4 separate regions of the Homo sapiens genome follow, and regions 1, 2 and 4 are each linked to region 3. Evidence: chromatin contacts called from ENCODE Hi-C data. All regions are on one chromosome and are shown on one strand. The core of a region is the stretch at or near the end of the contact, and the rest is flanking DNA. Distances in the headings are between cores, read along the strand shown.

Region 1 (3,443 bases), core at 269-2,768, 450 kb after region 3:
CAGGTAGAGAATCCATCCATCAGACTGGCAGGACCTCTAAAGGGGCACTTCATCTGTTTCTCAGAATAAATGGTCCATTCCCAAGTTCAATCAAACGCTATGCCTCTCTTCTGTCTTTTGTTTAAGTCTTCCCAGAAAGTTGCCATGATACCTCCATAATGAACTGTTGCAGTGCTTAACAAACTTCACTGTTGGAAGGTTCTTCCTTCTATTTAATCTCAGTCTATTTCTTTTAACCCTATTATTGAGTTGTGAGGGGCTGGTTATGATGTAGTCCAGCATAGCTGTCTCAGAAATGGTTCAGAGACCATTGCACCAGCAGATTTGCTGGGCTCTAGCACTAGTCCTTCATTGATTAGCTGAGTCATGTTGGGCATATCACTTAAACTTTCTATGCCTCAATTTCCCACCCTTTCACCTTGTCCCTCTGAGCCATGGTTTCCTCCTCTGTAAGAGGCGAATAGCAATATCTTCCCTGGCTAAAGGAGGTCATCGACTGCTGGATGATTTTGTGAGCATTTCTATTCCAGAAGATTATGTTGTAATTACTATTTATTTATACATTCTCCCACTGCACAGTGAGTTCTAAGAAGAGGGAACCCCATCTTTTTCACCTGTCCTCTAGCAGATAGAGCGGTGCCTATCACACAGTCAAGGGAAGCAGAGAATAACTTTAAGCCAAAATTTCCTGTGGTGAGTTTTCCGCAGCCATCCACAATTCCAGGTCTCAGGAGGTAGTCTTTATCTTTTCCCCTCACGCCGATGCCACGGGGCGGGGGGGGAAGGCGGAACTCGGGACCAGGGACCAGGGAAGCTGAGACTCAGCTCCCTTGGGTGAGATTCGCGACAGGCCGGGAACGTGGTCAGCCGCGGTCGCTGCCAAGGTGATATCGGGTGGGAGCAATGACGCAACTCCGGTTTCCACTTCGGCCCCCCGGGATATTTTACCCTAATCTGTGGGATCAGGCTGAGCTTCCTGGCGTTCTGCAGCAGTAACAGGTTGGCGAGCGGAGCCCGGGATTTCCCATTCGTGCGGAGCTAGCCGCCGGTGCCAGTCGGCAGGCGCCCCCCAGCGTCCCGCGGACGACGAAGTCCTGGCCTGGTCAGCCCAGGTGGGGGTGACGCACCTGGCTCAGGCGTCCGCAGCAGGCTGGGTAGAACCACGGCAGGAAGGGTGGGGGGCTGCATCCCCGATTAACACAGGCTGAAGCGGGTATCCGCACCTATAATCATCGACAACTCTGTCCCACAGAGGGCAGAAGCGTGCCTTGCCCTATGGACGACGGTCGATGAAAATTTCACGAGTTAGAGTATCTAAGGCTACAGCGTGGCCTATAGGGTGGTTGATTCCAAGTCAAGATGGTTGCAGCGCCAACGGAGCTCCTGGCAAGAGAGGACTGGACCTGTGGGCGGGGCGGAGGGGCGGGGCGGGGCCGGGGCGGGGCCTGACCGAGAGGCGGGGCCAGGTGCTGGGCTGTCTCTGCTTGTCAAAAGGCGGCAGCGGAGCCGTGTGCGCCGGGAGCGCGGAACAGCTTGTCCACCCGCCGGCCGGACCAGGTGCGAACCCGGGAGCAGCGGGAAAGGGGGTCTCAGGATAGGGACTCGGGGTCGGGGCGTCTGGGATACCGGGGCCTGAGCGCCCGGCTGCGAGCATTAGAGTCTAAGTCTCAGCGGTAAACTTGGCTACTGAGGTCCGGGCTGTCGTGCCATGAGGCTGGGACACTAAGGGGCACTGAGGTTTGAGAAAGCTGAAGTTCGTGCCAGGCTGGCGAGGGGAGCAGCGACATCCTCGGCGCTTAGGAGAAATGCTCCGCTAACACAGTGCTTAGCACTTGGGCAACAAGAAGTATTTGTTTCCTTCTTCTGTCGGGGCGCCTTGGCATGGAGTGGAGGAATAAGAAAAGGAGCGATTGGCTGTCGATGGTGCTCAGAACTGCTGGAGTGGAGGGTGTGTAACCTTATTTATTGTCTTACAGGGCCCAGGTATGGTCACCTGTGATGGTGGAGTTGGGTCTTTTAAGTAATTTTTTTTTTTTTTTTTTTTTTTTTACTTTTCTTTGAACTACCAATGAGTTTAGACCTAATTGGCCCTATTTTTTTTCAGGACAGCCTGTCAATAGATGTTCAGAGGAACTCAGGGGCAAGCATTTAAATGAGGAAGGGGCTCAAGGAGTAGTTTCTGTTTGAAAAGTGAGGTGCCCTGGATCTGTGGGTGGTGGTGAGGAAGATTCAGAAGTATCTAGGAGGGAACAGCCTGTGGTCTCCAGGGCCAGTGTACAACTGCCCCTCCTTCTCTTCACCCAGGGACCAGAGTCTGAGACCTAGCCTGGGCTGGGGGAGCCTTAGGTCTCCAAGCCCAGACCCTTCTCACAGTTCCTCCTCCTTCTCCTCCTCCTCCTCCTCCTCCTCTTGTTCCTCCTCCTCCTCTATGCGTGCGGTGAGTGAGTCAGCCTCCTGTCTGGGCTCAGTTGCAGCCAAAGGGGCCAGAGCCCAGGCAAGCAGTTGGGCAGGCATTTTCTGAGCATTGCAGAAGCTCTCCTGGGCAGAGTTCAGCTCTGCTCCAGCTCCCTGCTGGAAGGTGGTCTTCCTCATGGGCAGGGGCTCAGATACCCAACACAGCAGTGCTTATGGAATGGCTATGAGATGATTCTAGCAGGAGGTGACCGTGAAGGGATAGTGGCTTTATGATAAATCTACATCTCATCTTTCTCCTGGGATAAGGAGGTGCATCCCAGCACTGCAGGCTTTTCCAGCCCTTCCTTCCATTTCTGCCTAGTGGTCTCATTAGCAGCCCATCTCTGCTAGTGAAGGGGGTGAGCAAAAGAAATTAGGAAAGTCTGGGGCCAGAGAAGTCATGGTGTTGGCAAAGAAGGCTTTAACTCAGGCTAGGGAGTGAGGGTGATTTGCTGAGGTAGAAATGGGTTATCTGAACATTGGAGCCTCAATTCTATGGACTAAGAGTGTTGTGTGTTGAGAGACCTGCCGTCCCTTCCCTGTCCAAGTGCTGGAGGGAACTGTGAGTCTTTCTGAAACAGTCTCAGGGCTGGCATGCAGCCAGACCAGAAGGTAGTAAGACTGCACATTTCTCCCTGGCTTTTGTTTTGGGTGCTAGAGATCGTTGAACAGAAGTAGCCCTCCCTGCAGAGTCCGTGGCCCCCACTCAGCAGCCTCTCTGGACCTATTTGAGAAGAGTCCTGGGAGGCCAATCCAGCTGTGGGGCTGACTCAAACTGCAAAAAGCTGGGGAATTCACAGTCTATGCTCTGGCTGGGTCCCATGGCTTTGGGTTTGGCTGGTCTTGATCAGCTGTGACTTGGACCCTTACCAAGCTAAAGGAGGGACTAGAAAATGGGGTAAGAAAGGAGGGGAAAAAATGAGAGTTAGAAAGCCTTCCCAACCCTTTACTCCTCTTCGGCAGAGGCCATCAGACTTTGTTTGTATAAA
Region 2 (3,519 bases), core at 404-2,903, 350 kb after region 3:
GCCTGAGGAAGAGCCCAGAGCTTAATGCAAGCCCCTGAATGGGAGCATGGAGACTCAGACAAGGCCCGTGGAAGGTAGGGGAGATGCTGGAAACTGGTTGAATTCTTCCCCATCTCCATCCAGACTGGACAAAGCCTAGAAGCATTTCCTTCAACAATGAGTTCTTTCCCTTTCCAACCAGAGCACTTGGAACTCCAGCCTCTACCAGGACAAGTGTCAAAGCATGATAGGCTAGGGATGGGGTCCCAGGACCCCTGGTGGAAGCCTAAGGCCCAGAAGTAGCTTCTTTCAAGTGCTCTCAGCTTCTAGGGGGAAAGCTCCAGAGAAACAAAACTGCCCAGGAGGGCAGAAGTTCTGGTTAAGTCAGACCCCAAATTCTGAGTTTCATTTTGCCTATAGTTCTTTGGGGGACCATATCGCTCAAAAGGAAGGTCTGTTTGGGGACGTTTCCTCCCTGGTATGAAAGGAGGCACCGGAGACCAAGAGAAGAGACCAGCTAAGCCCTGGGAAGAAGGCAGTTTGGCTAAGGTGAGAGAGGGCGCTCACCGGGGAAGGTGAGGTGAGGCGGCAAGCGGAGGGCTAGGGGGCCGACTGGGAAATTCTGGCGCTTCTCCCCGGCTCACAGAACTCGCCAGCTGGATCGGCCTCCCCGATCCCTGGCCAGGGCCGCAGCAGTGACCAACCGTCCCTGGCCAAAGCTGCTCTACGACGGCCGGCAGTGCCCACTCCCCGGGGGACTCCCGGACCCCAGCCAGGAAGAGCAGACACCACGTCTGAGCCTGGAGCTAGACAGTCCCCCCACAGCAGGCAGCTTGCACCGTTTAGTCTCGGCTCCCTCCGTCCTCTGTGGCTCTTTCAGTCCCCTTCCCAGGGCCTGCCCCTGCCCCCCACACCTTCACACAGGTCTCCTTCTGTGCAGTAACACACCAGCTCTTTTCCTGGCTGTCGGCTCAGGCCAACTTCGGCCTGTGCTCCAGAGGAAGCCTTCAACGCAGAGCTGGATGGGGGAGGGGTGGAGGGCAGTCGCTGTGAACGTCCAGGTGGGAGTCTGGGGACCAGGTACTGCAGGGAAGGGCTAAAAGATAGGTCGGGGTAACCCTTCAGATCTGGCTCAGCTAGCCTGTCTCCAAGATTTAGGACTCTGAATCTCTGTGGGCTCCTCCCTGTCCCCACTCCCAAACGCCTGACGCGGTGCCCCCTCGCCCTCCGCTGCTCCTTTCTACCGCTTTCCCTCCTCCCTCCCATGTCTTTTCCGTCCTTGGTCTAGGGCTCTCGGCCTGCGCCTCTGCAAACACCCCCTCCCCTCCAACTCCGGCAGAACTCCGAGGGGAGGGGCCGGAGGCCACCCTTCCCGCCTGTGGTCAGAGGGGGGCAGCGCCGCAGCCCCGGGTTTGGGGGGCAGGGGCCATCTCTGCGCCCCGCCCGATCAGGCCACTCGGCGCACTAGGGGTGGAGGGCGGGAAGCGTGACTCCCAGAGAGGGGGGTCCGGCTTGGGCAGGTGCGGGCACTGGCAGGGCCCAGGCGGGCTCCGGGGGCGGGCGGTTCAGGTTACAGCCCAGCGGGGGGCAGGGGGCGGCCCGCGGTTTGGGCGAGTTCGCCAGCCTCGAAAGGGGCCGGGCGCATATAACGGGCGCCGCGGCGGGGAGAAGACGCAGAGCGCTGCTGGGCTGCCGGGTCTCCCGCTTCCCCCTCCTGCTCCAAGGGCCTCCTGCATGAGGGCGCGGTAGAGACCCGGACCCGCGCCGTGCTCCTGCCGTTTCGCTGCGCTCCGCCCGGGCCCGGCTCAGCCAGGCCCCGCGGTGAGCCATGATTCGCCTCGGGGCTCCCCAGACGCTGGTGCTGCTGACGCTGCTCGTCGCCGCTGTCCTTCGGTGTCAGGGCCAGGATGTCCGTAAGTCTTCCCCCGCCCCTGCCTGCCTGCCTGCTTTCCATGCGTCCCTCAGCATCCTTCTCCCCGGCCCGCTCCAGCTCTGGAGCCCGCGGCTCCGGGCTAAAACGGCTCCCGGGGTCGTAGCGCGCCGACTTAGGCACAGGACACGCAGAAGTTCACCAAGAAGAGTTCTGCCAATCAAGGACTCTGTCCCAGGGTCCTCGGTGCCCATCGCAGTTGCAAGTATTTGCAGGTCCCTACGTTGCGCTAGAATACTGAACTTGCAAAGTGTTGGCTCGGAGAAGTTTGCGCACAGATATAAATGGGCTCTTTTCCACCAGCTTTGATAATTAGGCGCACATGCACACAGCTCGCCTCTTCGAAGCACTTCGAGTTCAGCAAAAACAGATCTCAACTCATCGAACTTAGGTGAAGTAGGAAAGAGAGAGCGCGAGCGAGGGAGCAAGCAAACGCCAAAGGGTTGACTTCACAGCCTGTCCAAGGCTTGGTGGCTGGTGGGCTCAAAGCAGAGTTAGACAAAGGGGACTAACACTCTGACACTGGTGGGCTGAAATCCCAGGCCACAAAGAACGGCTTCCGATAGGCCCTCTGAGACCTCAGCGCCTCTTTAGGGTACCCTCCCCCTCCCAGCTGGCCCTGGAGCAAGGTGCAGCCCTAGCGCTCATCTCGACTTCCCTCCGTCCGCCTGCGCCTCTCTTCTGATAAAGGGTACAGAAACTTCCAGTAGGAGAGGCCATCTGAAAGACGATAACATTCCAACCAGACCGTGCTTTTCAAATGCCCCCGAAAATAGCGCCCCCTTCCCCGCGGTCTTACCCCATTCCCCGCCGCCCCGAGGTACTACAATGAGTTACTTTTCTAAATTCTGGAACTCACCGAGCCAGGCTGCGTGGTGTGTGTGTGTGTGCGTGTGTGTGTGTGTATGTGTGTGTCAGGGAAGGGGAGCAGGCTGGTCGATTGCTACGGTTGCTACAACTATTTCAACCGGTATAGTTAGAGATGGCTCTTGTAGTCGGGTCCAAATGCTGTTCGGACTGCACCTTTCTACCCCTCCTTTGGTAAGGTCCACTGTCTGGGATTATATTCAGGACAAACGAAGCCTGGAAAGTGTATTAGGTAGAGAGGATTTTTTTTTCCACGTGTTTGGGCACGTTTCCGACGGCTGGGATTCCAGCCCTGTCTTTGTATGTTACAGATTGTAAATCAATCGCAGAGGGAAACTCTTCGGCGGGGGGAATAAAAGTTCTCTGCCTTCGAGGCTCTGTGGGCCCTCTCCTGCCACCAGGCTGTTTCCAGGGATAGCGTGGAAGGCGGCGGGCTCAGGCGGGCTTTCCGGTCATTAGCGCAGCGGGGGCAGGGCTGGAGCCTGCGGCGCAGCTGCGAGGAGCCGGGAGCAGGAGACTCTGGCCGGGTCACCCGGTAGTGCGCTAAGCTGGAGGCGCGCTCCTGGGCATTTGAGGAATACAGCGTGACTATACGTGGCCTGGACTCAGACTGACTATATTTTTGTACTACATTTACAAGCACACGCCCACAAAGCTGTCTTCTTGACTGACCCCTGCCTTAGTGCGCAATGGAATTAGCTGGGTGGCTTTAAAATAATTCTCAAATTCTCCATCCGGTATTA
Region 3 (3,386 bases), core at 578-3,077:
TTGGTTATGTTCAATTTAACTCTGTGTGACGAGGCAATGCTGTGTCCAGCAGCGCCCATTTCCTTTTCCATGAGGCACACATTCTTTACTTCCCAGCCACCCTTCTGGGTAGGGCCATGTGACCATGCGCATGAGTTCTGGCTAAGGGAATGGGGTGAAAATGATACACACCACTTCCAGGACTGGCCCCTAATATCTCTGACAAGTTAACCACGGCCAGCCTCCCTTATCTGAGGGCCACAGATTTGACTACATTACCAAGGCCTCGGCATGGGAGAACCACCAAATGCAAGAAGCCTGGTCCTTCAATGAATTCAAGAAGTACAGACCCCACCCTCTGGCCCCAACCAACTTGTTACCACACTGTGACTTGTATGAACATAAGCCTTTATGGAGTTAAGCCCCGAGATACTGGTTTTGCTAGCCTACTCCAATTAACGCACCTTATATTTACCACCAGTGGTAGCATAAGTGAAAAGAACCCCTGGACTTAGTTCCAGGACCCGGGATAAAAATTCTGGCTCTACTACTACCCCGACATATCCCATGATCTGCTCCTAGAATATGCTCTATACTCTTCCCAACTGCGTGTCTACTGCATTTTCCTCTTTCATTAGACAGCCCTCCTGACTCTTCTCTGCCTCACGATTTCTGTCAGAGTGGGGGGCCTTCTCTGACCTCCGTCCCATACGTGGTCACTTCTCTTTGCTTCAAGTGCAGCGTACGTTCCTCTGTTTTAGAATCTACGTTTTTATTGCAAATATTTGTTGACATGTGCTTCCCCAGACTGTGAATCCTTTAACTCCCAGCATTTAGTTACAGTGTCTGGCACACGTAGAAAATAAATATGCATTAAACGAATGATTGTCACATATGACCTTAAGTGAGTCAATTATTTTTTAAGTCTACTAAATAAAATTTTTGAAAATTGTTGTAATGATGAAATAAGGAATGTGAATGTGACTTGTAGGTTATAAACAGATTCTAACAGCAATGGGTTTACTCACTGTTTGTAGGCCCTTCTCATCTTTTCTAGTCAAATCCATCTTAATGCTGCAAGGTAGCACTATCCAATAGAAATATAATGCAAGCCATATTTATAGCCACATTTAAAAAGTTAAAACCAGGTGAAATTAATTTTAATATATTTAACCCAATATACCCAAAATATCACTTTTTAAATTAAATCTTCTAAATCTTGGAACACATCTCTATTCAGACCAGCCACATTTCGAGAGCTCAGGTGTCACCTGCGGCTACGGCTCCCGCAAATGGGACAGCAGCCGCAAGGCCAACTTCAGATAGCAACCTGACTTCCCCTCAGGCAGAATAAGTGACTCCTCCTCAGTGCTCTCTCAAGCCCTTTATCCTATCGTGAAAACTAGAGGGTACGCTCCTTGAGGAATTCCAGACTGTTGTCTGGAGAAATCGCTCTCGGCCTCGGTCTGGCCTGTAACGGGCGGTTACGCAATTCCAGGTAATTGACGAACCCTGAGGACAGAACTCCGTGGGAGGCCCAGTAGCCAGAGCGGAAAATGGTCAGTCAGGCAAGAGTGCGGGCAAGTGGCCACAGCAGGCTGCGATTCCGGCGCCCGCCGCCCTCCAAGCGTCTCGGGCCGCACCCTCCCCACAGCGGCGGGCGCGGAGGTCCCGGGTTCGCGTTTGGGGGCGCCTGAGCCGCAGCCCCGCCCCCTCCCGTCCCTCCCTCCCTCCCTCCCTCCCACTCCTCTCCCTCCCACTCCTCTCCCTCCCACTCCCCGCACCTCCGCCGCCGCAGAGCCCCGGAAGCGGGCGGGGATTTCCTGTGCCCGCCCCGCCCCGCCCGCGCCTGCCGGGCCGCCGTCTCCGCCTGTCGCTGGCTCCGCCGGCCGCCGGCTCCCAGACGCAAGCGGAGGGCGGAGGGGAGGGGCAGGCGGCGCCCGGGAGGGAGGCACCGGGCCGCGGGCCAAGCCTACCGGGGGTGAGTGGAGCCGGGCCGGAGGGAGCTGCGGCTGGAGGGAGGGACGCCTGGCTTCCCGGGGCGGCTGGTGGGGGCTCGGTCACCCATAGGGGCTGGGAGGAGGATCGGCGCGTCTTCCGGGTTGCTGCCTTTCCCGGGGGTCTGCCCCGCTGACATTCTGTGCCCGCCTCTCGCCCTGTCTCCCCGTGCCCATCGCAACTGTCAGGCCCTGCGGGCTCCCGCCGCTGTCACTCGCGCACAGGTTACCCCGTGGCTCCCTTTCTCTTCACTTGCTCATGCCCCAGCTCATGGGAAACCTGTTTTCTGACCTCACTTCCCCTGCTCCAGTTCTGCCTTGCTCGGATTCTCTGAAATCTGACCCTTTCCAGGGGCACTGTGACAAGAAGAAGGGAAGAAGCAACCTTACCCCTGAGCAGGCTCCCGTCCCGCCCATGCCCTACCCGTGGCAGGGGCCAGGGTTCTCTGATGGACGGAGCCAACTCGTCCGTGTGCCCTTGGGCTACTCATTTTTATAACATGGCCCCTTTTCTGTTCATCAGCACTGGCTGCAGAAACTTCCTTTTGCAGGTCCCTTGCTACCCATATGTGTGAAGAAAAGGGGGAAATGAAAGCCCTAGAACCCACACTGCAGTGGGCATGGGATCATCCTGGAACCAGGAGAAACGAGGTTAGGGCTACCACCTTAACCGCCCAGGTGCTGGCTCTGCGTGAATATCTTAGGAAATGCAAGCTGAGGACAGGTACCCATCCCATCCTTTGCTGAGATTTTTGCTAGCACTTCCACGGATTTCTGTCAGTGGTATAGAAAAACTTACAGCTGGCCCAATGGGCTCTGCACAAAGAGGCTTCCCATTAAGAGACTCTGCTACCTGGGGGAGATGGAGAAAGGGTTTGAGACAAGTGTCCAGATATGTAGCTAGAGGTAAAGCCTTCAGGGAGGATTTGCACAGGAGCTAGAGAACCAGAAAGATGGGACGAAGAGGGAGAATTAGTGCCCTGTGTGTTAAAAGTGGATACAGAGCTGGAATTCAGAGAAGAGAGCTAAAATGGAAGTTTCCCTTTATTGCTTTAGCAAGAATTTTCCTTTCTCATGAAAAGTCTCTGAAAAGGAAACCTCCTAGGCTGGGAATCAGTCCAGGGTGCTCCCATGAGGCCCTGAGCCATCTTTGGACTTCTGAGATAAAAAGGGAATTTGTTTTTCCTGTGCATTGGGCTTAGGGTTCCCACCTACCTCTTTTGTCAAAGACAAATAGGCAAGAAAATAGACGACTTGACATCTGTGATTACCTACCCTGGCCTTCAAGGTTCTTGCAAGTGTTATTGAAAGGATGTAAGTAAGCCAGGATAGTTACCAAGTTTCTGACTGCTCTTGGAAGCCTTTCACTGACTCTGACTGTTTGGATATTGAATAAGAATACCCAAAATA
Region 4 (3,598 bases), core at 680-3,179, 470 kb before region 3:
ATCAGAGCCAGAGAGAGATGGGAGGGAGCAATGGGTCAGCAGGCTGCCCTCCAACACCATCCACATGTCAGTCTGCTCCTTGCAATAGCCCTTGCCTTCTCACCAGGGATGGGAAGAACCTCCTAGGGCCATCCAGCCCCACAGAGAGGTTTGTTTTCAAGCTCACCTTGGCACCCTGGGCTATACCAGCTGTCCCTTCAACTGTCAGAAAGAGGTGTCCACCAGAGCCTTGAAAATGATCTGATCTAGCGGCAATGTAATTAGCCCCAGAGGCCCCATGGAGAATTGGGCCCAGAAGGAGACCAGTCCCAGAAAAGGACAGTTGCCTATTCTGAACATCAGCATTCATCTATCCTGGGCCTGGCAGTAAGTGATGGGAGAAGACTTGAACATGAACTCCTCTTTCCGACCCAGGGGTGCTCCAACCTATTGGGGCCCCTTCCAAGCCATCTAGTGGTCCACTCCTAAGGAGGCCTTCTTACAGGACATTTGAGGGAAAGTTGTCAGCTCCAAGGGGCTGAGAAGCTGCTCCGCATTCTTGCCCCATCTTTCCAGGCACTCTCCCTGCTGTCTGAGCTCCGGGAATCACTGCTTAATGAGCTGATTTGTCTCAGTGGGTCAGGAGATAAAAGCAAAGAGGAGAATTAAATATTTATCGGTTGCCTGTTTCTCTGAGCAAAGCGCTTCCTCTCCATCCCCAGGCCCTCAGCTCCTCTGGCCTCACCTCCAGGCCCTCCATGCTGGGCAAGAGCTCAGGATGCCCGCTGCAGAGGAAGCCTCAGCAGGGGGCTGTGGAATAGATGGGGCTCAGTCACCTGGCCTACCCATGTGCTGGGCGCCCAGGTTTCAGCCTGGGAGAGAAACTGGGCTAGAGAAAGGGTGAGGAGATGAGGCAATGCGCAGAGATGGAGGGGGTGGAAGGGAATAATGGAGCTCCTCAAGTTTTAGGATCCGTCTGTCTGAAGAGGTTGGCCCCTGGCTCCCTGATGTCCTCTCAGCTCCCTGATGTGTCGTTTGCTTGAGGCACAAGAGGTCTAGAATGTCTGCCTCCCCAACCACCTCGGCGGCTCTCCTAGCTGTTGTGTTCAGACCCCAGAAATCCAGAATTTGGAACTCCAGACATGGCGTGTTCCCTCTCCAGAGCCTCTGTGCCCTCGGCCTCCAGCCCTGCCTTCTCCCACCCCTCTTTCCTGGGCCGTGGAGCCACCTGCTTGAGCCCTTCCCCTATACTGCCCCCTCTCTGCACACACCCGATGCCCCAGGGTCTGAGTCTGGGTCGCTGGGGAACGCTTGGCATGAAAATCCATCTCCCCACGTTCTTAGAGCGCCCCCCTACAAACCCTGCCCTGCCACTGAGGCGTTTTTCAAAGTCCTGAACCGGGGAAAGGGTTGAAGGGAGAGGAGGTGTCACCCCAACTTCCCCGCCCCCACCCTCATCGTGGGCACTCACCGCCTCCGAGTCCTCAAACCCGGGCACGTAGGAGTCGTCATACATGGGGGAGTCCGGGTCGGGGGAGCGAGCGGCGCCGGGGGCGGGAGCGGCCCGGAGGCAGGGGCAAGGACTGCGGGCCGCGCCCGGGAGATGCCACCGAGCCCCGCAGCCCTGCGGGCGGCGGCAGGGAGCGAGAGAGCGCGAAGGAGGGAGCGAGCCGCGAAGACCAGCTGCTCGGAGCTCAGATCACCGCTCCCCCCACCCCACCCCCCCAAACCCAGCCGGTCCCACCCCGAGCGCGGCTGAGGAATCTGGCGCCGGCTCCTACAACAATAGTGCCCGCCCACCTGACCCCCTCCCCGGGAGAAGGCGGGGGCGGCGAGGGGGCGGCGGCCACCGGGGAGCCCGGGCCAGGCCGGGAGAGGGGAACGAACCCGTGCTAGGTGGAAGGTGGGTCCCCGAGCACCTACGGGGCCGTGGCGGCGGGGAGGAAGGGGAGGAGAGGCTGCGGGCAGGGCGGATCCAGGCAGGGAGGAGGCGGGGCGAGGAGAGATGCGGAGACAGAGACGCTCGGCAACCCAGGAACTACTCCGCCGGGAAACAAAGGGCTGCGGCGGGGGAGGGAGGGGGCGCTGAGACCGCGAGGGAGACGCGACCCGGGCGGAGACTGGAGAGGGCGCAGGTGTCGAGGAAACCGGAGAGAGAGAGGCAGAGGGAGGACGGAGAGGACAGGAAAATGGGGAGACCGTGGGAGACAGAAGAGGCGCGGGAACGAGCGGCAGACGGGGGAGGGGTCCCAGGCGACAGCAGGGCGGGTCTGGGCCCGTGCGTCCCGGAGGCTCCGAAAGCAAACCCCGCAGTGGTCCCGGGGAGGAATGGGCTTGGTGCCCCCAGGCTAATGACAGGACGGCAGCTCCTGCCCCAACAGGTGCCCGGCCCCCTCAGTACGGGGACGCTGCGGCAAAGGCGGTGTTGCCCAACCCTTGAGAAGGGGGGAACTTTCCGTGAGCTGGGTAGGCCTCCCCACACCTGTTGCACGGATAGATTTTGTCTTAGTCCTGCCAGGATGGGGGTTCCCTTCCCCACTTCCCTGCCAAGGATTGTGCCAGACAGTGCCAAGGCATCCGTGGGAACTGGGGCAGAAAGGGGCTGTTTTAGGTGAGCCTAAAGGGAAGGGGAAAGAAGCCAGAGGGTGGAGGTAGGGGGATAGTTGTGGGTGGGATCCTGGCTACACTCGGGTTGGGAGAGGAAAGGGCCAGTCTCCTCGGAGTCACTAGGGTAAGGCCAGATTCTCCCCTTAGCAGAAGGGCTTGTACCACTCTGCACCACTCAGTCTCCTTTACAGGAGCATTGAGATTTGGGGTAAGAGAGCCGCAGCCCTTATCTTGAGGAAACTTTCCCCAAAGATCCACCCATTTGAGCTCTTTCCTTTTTTCATCTCCTGAGCAAAATTCCTTCTTTGATTTTTGACTGCCTACCTTTGTGCCCCACGAGGAGGATGTGCGTAGACAGGGGTTACACTTGGAGGCCTCCTGGTGCCCATGCTCTTGGCCCTGAGCTCAGTCCTTTTCCTTCCCAATTTCTCACACCCGGGAGTTCAGCAATCTGCTCATCCCTCCTTGGCTTGAGGAGAATCAGAAATCCAAAACTCTGACATGGCTTAGTAAGATCTATGGTAGAAAGCACTGTGCATGGGAGAGAGAAAGCCCACCCAAACCAAGTGGCTTCCCACCTGGGTCACTTATCGGTGTTATCTTGGCAAGACAAAGAAGAGCTGCATCTTCAGACTGACATCTTTAGTCTGTCTACTGTGGGTGGCCCAGAGCAGCCCTGCCCAGCACCTTCCTCATGCTGGGTTTGACAAACAACTTTGTTGCAGCCCCTGTGGCTGAAGGGACTGTCTCCTCTCCTGAGTCCAGCACCAACTGGGGTTTGGTCATATACTGGATTCTTCTGTATTGGAAGTTCCCAGACACTGCCCACTTTTGTGCCCTCACCCAGTTACGCAGTATTCCTTGTATCCCCCTCTTTCATCCTTTCTCTTCAATTCCTTCTTTCAGGGGCCTGGAGAGGTGTCAAAGAGTAAGACCCTCAAGGTGCTCTTCTCCTGGGAGATGGCTCTAGTGAAGAAAGCAGTGGTGGAGGCAGCTGTTTCTCTTCCCATCC

What was found. A loop is a pair of places that touch in the nucleus more often than their neighbours do. Pooled maps may share reads with other maps.
Region 1: a map of naive thymus-derived CD4-positive, alpha-beta T cell shows a loop between it and region 3 (2.8-fold over the local background). The contact joins the promoter of VDR here to the promoter of ZNF641 in region 3. A Hi-C loop is called at or near these places in 1 of 168 maps with a recorded cell type or tissue (naive thymus-derived CD4-positive, alpha-beta T cell), 1 of 37 single-sample maps with no recorded cell type and 8 of 50 pooled maps.
Region 2: a pooled map shows a loop between it and region 3 (2.0-fold over the local background). The contact joins the promoter of COL2A1 here to the promoter of ZNF641 in region 3. A Hi-C loop is called at or near these places in 1 of 37 single-sample maps with no recorded cell type and 7 of 50 pooled maps.
Region 4: a map of gastrocnemius medialis shows a loop between it and region 3 (2.7-fold over the local background). The contact joins the promoter of CACNB3 here to the promoter of ZNF641 in region 3. A Hi-C loop is called at or near these places in 1 of 168 maps with a recorded cell type or tissue (gastrocnemius medialis), 1 of 37 single-sample maps with no recorded cell type and 5 of 50 pooled maps.

Annotation. Positions count from the first base shown.
Region 1 is chr12:47,903,069-47,906,511 of GRCh38, reverse strand. It overlaps VDR (vitamin D receptor), which reads left to right and starts at 1,518. Exons shown (of 10, transcript NM_000376.3): 1 at 1,518-1,557. RefSeq lists a silencer at 1,396-1,525 and an enhancer at 2,909-3,108.
Region 2 is chr12:48,002,610-48,006,128 of GRCh38, reverse strand. COL2A1 (collagen type II alpha 1 chain) reads left to right here and starts at 1,653. Exons shown (of 54, transcript NM_001844.5): 1 at 1,653-1,892. The coding sequence starts at 1,808.
Region 3 is chr12:48,349,360-48,352,745 of GRCh38, reverse strand. It overlaps ZNF641 (zinc finger protein 641), which reads left to right and starts at 1,827. Exons shown (of 6, transcript NM_001172681.2): 1 at 1,827-1,960. RefSeq lists silencers at 1,317-1,396, 1,677-2,106 and enhancers at 1,072-1,808, 2,247-2,316.
Region 4 is chr12:48,816,827-48,820,424 of GRCh38, reverse strand. CACNB3 (calcium voltage-gated channel auxiliary subunit beta 3) reads right to left here and starts at 1,929. Exons shown (of 13, transcript NM_000725.4): 1 at 1,451-1,929. The coding sequence starts at 1,495. LOC101927241 (a long non-coding RNA gene) reads left to right here and starts at 3,493. Exons shown (of 3, transcript XR_245978.4): 1 at 3,493-3,598. RefSeq lists a silencer at 1,662-2,131.